Regions from separate parts of the Homo sapiens genome. Here region 1 is linked to region 2. A link is a loop called in an ENCODE intact Hi-C map of the cell type or tissue named here. Cell type or tissue: Caco-2. All regions are shown on one strand.

What was found. Hi-C counts contacts between places; a loop is a spot of excess contacts. Peaks named below come from ENCODE experiments on the same cell type or tissue, not always from the same donor. Only the 100,000 strongest peaks of a DNase experiment are listed, where the experiment ranks them.
Region 1: it touches region 2 in a loop (7-fold over the local background); 1 of 110 quality-filtered maps calls a loop at or near these places.

What each region holds. Positions count from the first base shown.
Region 1 is chr4:69,491,570-69,494,069 of GRCh38, reverse strand. It overlaps UGT2B4 (UDP glucuronosyltransferase family 2 member B4), which reads left to right. Exons shown (of 6, transcript NM_021139.3): 2 at 229-377. Among named protein-coding and RNA genes, the nearest start is that of UGT2B4, 3.1 kb to the left of the region's middle. In Caco-2, no CTCF peak of the experiment used is centred here; no DNase peak of the experiment used is centred here.
Region 2 is chr4:69,590,516-69,593,015 of GRCh38, reverse strand. The region is part of intron 6 of UGT2A1 (UDP glucuronosyltransferase family 2 member A1 complex locus); the gene reads left to right. All of the region lies in intron 5 of UGT2A2 (UDP glucuronosyltransferase family 2 member A2), which reads left to right. Among named protein-coding and RNA genes, the nearest start is that of UGT2A2, 48 kb to the left of the region's middle. In Caco-2, no CTCF peak of the experiment used is centred here; a DNase peak (open chromatin) is centred at 1,485.

The DNA of each region.
Region 1 (2,500 bases), 99 kb after region 2:
GTTTTCCCTCATGATTCTCTCACCACTTTGCCTTTCTTGTAAATACACATGGGTAAAATATATAATACATAAAAATTAAATTATGCCTATATACGAATATATGTATTTTTTTTCAAGGCACAAACACTTTGCCTACATTTTTGCCCACATTATTCTAACTTCTTTCAGAAAATTACCTAGTTTAATTATCTTGTGTCATCTATCTTTTCTTTTTTTTTCCCCCATCAGGAAGACCCACTACGTTATCTGAGACAATGGCAAAAGCTGACATATGGCTTATTCGAAACTACTGGGATTTTCAATTTCCTCACCCACTCTTACCAAATGTTGAGTTCGTTGGAGGACTCCACTGCAAACCTGCCAAACCCCTACCGAAGGTAAACTATTACTGTTTGTTTTGTCTGCTTTGAAGTTTCAGTACGAATGGTTCTATATTCATTCAAAGTGTTTGACTTACACTGGAAGAAAGGTGGAAGTGGGAAGAGTAAAGCAGATACCAATTAGAAACTGACGTACATGTTGATACTATCACAAGTTTATGAATTTCATCATTATTACCAATAAAGAGGGATACTAAAGAGACTTTGAAAATAGGGTTGGTAAATTAAAGCTTTGATTATGCAACATATAAGAAGGTACTGGCCATTCATTCAAAGAATATTTATAAAGAGATTAGCACACACCACAGGTACGTGTATGGGACACAGTTTCTATCCCAACACACCTTACATTCTATTTTGAAAGATAGAATATATGCAAGTAATAAAAACTGTGTAAAAACTGTTATCTCCAGAGAAAAACCAATGCTAAGGAAGCATCCAGTGTAGATAATAGAGAGTATCCTGGAGTCACTGATATTAATAATTTAGATGAGAGCTGAACTATATGCAGGAATAGGTAAAAGAATGAAGAAGAGAAAAAAACACAAAAAGAAAAGCAGGTAAAGTGTTCAGGACAGTTCTCAAGACTCAAAGTTTAGTTTGCAAGGAAGATACTGAGTAAGAATCAGATGATGCTGATAGGCAAGATAAGAGCCAGATACTCCTCAGGAGTTGAAATATTTATTAAGCACATTTAGGGACTACTAAAAAGAGTTAAGAAAAGAAAATATGGGATAAGATTATAGTTTTTAAAAAAAGATTCCAAGATGTTCGATGGATTAAATTGTGGAAGGGCCAAACTAGAAAGAGCTGACCATTGAGGAAATTTTGTATGAATTCAGGTAGCAGATGATGGAAAAATGGACTAGAAAGTGGATAGAATTACCTATGCCTACTTTTACAGTAATATGACTAACTTCATATTGTGTTGTGTGGAAAAAAGTTAATACAAATAAACCACTTAAAATGTCTCTGGCATATAGTTAGTGATTCAGAAATATTATTTTGCAATTATGGTTATTTTTGTTATTACTAATACTATGAATTACTTAACATGTGTAAGTCACTTGAGATATTATTCCTCATTTAATAGAAACTAATTATTCAGCATTTCAAGATTATATTCTCTAACAAAGTCCTATGGTCTTCTATATGACAGATACCCTGTAGACTTGTTTAAAATAAGACATATCAGTTTTGACAGTAAGATGAGCAAAATGAAATTGTAAAATTCTACCACAAGTGACAAGGATCTTCATCAGTATTCTAACTTATAAGAAAATAATCCCTTACCGATATAAATGTGTGATTCTATTAGTATTTGCAGCCAGACCCAGTGTTCACTTGATTTTACTAAAGCATTTAAATCATTCTGCGTTGAGATCCCAGAGGTTTACATCTTAGCATAAACATACCCTATTAGAGCAGGTGTTTTCTGCCTTAAGACAAGCAACCCAGTAAAGCTTCCTGGGATAGCTTGTGTCTCAACATCATAAGTGCCTGAGAGAGAAGCACAGAAAAAATGAACAACGCATGTATAATAAAGACCAAATAATTTCTACCACTCGTATCTGAATCGTGCCCTCAGTTTACAATAATAAAAGAATTCTGTCATCATATAACATTATATTCTTTATGGAGGAATATAAGAATGTAATATATTTTAAATTGATATCACCCTTCTAAGAAATAGGTAGAAAGTAAGCATTTTTATTACATTATGTAATCTCTTAAGAGATAATTTTTGCCTACCTCCTTATTAACAGCAACATGAAACTGATATTTTATTCCATGGTTAAAATCCAATATCTATGTTGAATGCAAATTGTATGGGCTTTATATGGTAACTTTCTAAAGAGACAAAAGCTGAGATAAGACTAATGAAAATTCTGTCCCACCCTATCCTACTCTTGAAAGATTTCCCCACTCACATTAAGGGAAACTGACAGTGCCAGTAAGAGGGAGAAGAGAGTACGAGGTGTGGAAGGATAAGAAAAAGATTGAGTCGTAGTACATGTGATAATTACTAATACTAGCTGTTGTTACTAACTTGTAGAAAGCTTTGAATGCAAGTCAATGGTTGTGAAAGCCATTCTCTAATTGTTTATCATGTAAAATAA
Region 2 (2,500 bases):
CTGAGTCCTGCCTGACTGTTGTATCTTTTTGCTTTCTTTTCAACTTGGAAAAAGAAATAGTTACTTTTTAAAATTCAGAAACTCAGTTATGGTGTATTCTTACAAATTATTTTATATATTTTTCTTCAATTATACTGTGTCTTTACAACAATGTTAATCTAAGATAAAAAATTATCCAGTTTTTCTTTTCAGAAATTAATTTTTTTTGTATTATTTCTTTGAATGCCTTTTATTTCCATTTTTTATCTTTACTTCTGGAGCACCAGTTTAGTCTTCCCTATGATAAAGTATTTTGGTATGTTTTCCTCTCTTATTTCCTGTCTAATTGTTCTAATCAATTTTTACTATTATTAATTCATTGAGATTGCCTCCAATAGTTCACAAATTAGTAAATTTATTATTTTTACCATGAGCATTGCTTGCTGTTTCTAATTTCTTTATTAATTCTTTCAACTGTCATTTTTAACAACTTGTATCATCAGCTCACCTATCTCCTTATCACTTCCTCTTGCTTTGTAAGTCAATTTTGATATCATATTCATTACCCTCCCGCTATTATTGTATTTTGAATCTCCTCTTCTTTGGACTATATGCAATACCTAAATGCATTTTTAGTTTCTCATTTATTTTTCAATATGTGTAAGTGGTTATCAGGCTGTTATTTTTTCTCGGTCTTGGTGTTTGCTCTGAATTTGTGTGGGTGCTTTAAACTTGCTTTATGTTGTATTGGACTTAATTGTTTTCATGTAGAGTCCAAGCTTGAAGAATAGCTTTAATATTTCATTCACTTTTCCTGAAGGCTGAGATTCAGGAGAGGAGAAGGTAAACTCGGATGGAATTTAGTGCTTTTTCTTAACGGAAGTAACCTGCTTAAAAACATCTATTCAGTGACCTTTGCCAGGCATTTTAGACACGAGGGCTAATGTATTCATTTCAAAAAAGAAAGACACTCAACAGTTGGTTTAGATTCATACCAAGACTCAGCCCTGGTTGTCCACTTTTGCTCCCCATCCACATTCCAATTAATTGACTTTTATTAATACGTACATGTTGTATAAGTCATAATTTTAGAAATCATAATTCATGAGCTAAGTGGTGGGTTAGGAGCTTCAGCAAGGCTCAGTATGATCTTTTTTTGACTTTAATGACTAGTCAATTAGACTATTACAAAGTTGTTAGTTGCTGACAATTTTGTTCATTTTATTAATTATCAGTGTAGGTACAGTCTGTGATTCTCTTTAACTCTAATGCTTAAAATGATGGTTAAATTTTATTATTGACTTGAAAACTGTAAACCAAAAATAAAAATTCTAAGCTTCTCACCCAACCATCCAAATGGACTTCCTCCTCAGCCAGAGGAAGTTAAAATTTAACCTGAGAGTCTGTTTCAGGCCATGATGGGAAATGAGGGTCAAATATGCCTTAGTATACCTCTCTGGCATTAGCATCAACACAGACTTTCAGTCTGATAAGAAACGTTTCACAACCTATTCTCTCTGAAGCCTACTACCTGAAGGCTTCCTCTGCAAATAAGGACTTGGATCTCCACAATCCTTTATCTTAACCCAGGCATTCCTTCCCTTTGATCCCAGGTCTTTAGAGAAACTCAACCAATTGTCAACCAGAATATGTTTAAATTTACCTATAGCCTGGATGCACCCCCACTTCAAGTTGTCCCACCTTTCTAAACCAAACCAATGTATTTCTTAAACATATTTGATTAATGTCTTATGCCTTCCTAAAATGTAAAAACCAAGCTGCACCCCAGCCACCTTGGGCACATATACTCAGGACTTCCTGAGGGCTTTATCATGGGCCATGGTCACTCATATTTTGCTACAAATAAATATCTTCAAATATTTTAGATTTTGATTCATTTCATTGACAAAACTATTGATGCAAAAAAATGAGAACTATAAATACTGTTAGAAATTTCTAAATAAATGCCTAAAAATTATTTAATTTAAAGTAACTTCACTTTAACCCTAAACCAAATACCACCTCTGGGAACACAAGGTATAGTGTAGAGTATATATATGGATGTGTTTGTACTCCATTCTGTTATTCATTAAAGCAATTAATAAACATTAACAATTACATTTGAATAGACCATTGTAATTTAATTATTCAGAATATTTTAACATATCAGTCATAAAACATTAGTGTATAATAAAACATGAAATAATAAATTTATGAGCATGGTCTTTGTCCCACATCATTTATAGGAAAACATGCTTTCTTCTTCTTATTTTTTGATTCACATGTACAAATTTATTTATTGCCTAAAGTATATTCGGATGATCCATGTGAAATTACTTACTTATATTCTTTTTCACTAGACAGACAGACACACAAACACACACACACACACACACACTCAACACATGTAAACTACTCCTGCTGCTGAATCTAGTTGTACCATGTTCTCTTGTAAATGATGACCATGTTCCCCATTCCCCAGTCCTAACAATGTCCTGCCAACACCGGGACATCTCTGCAC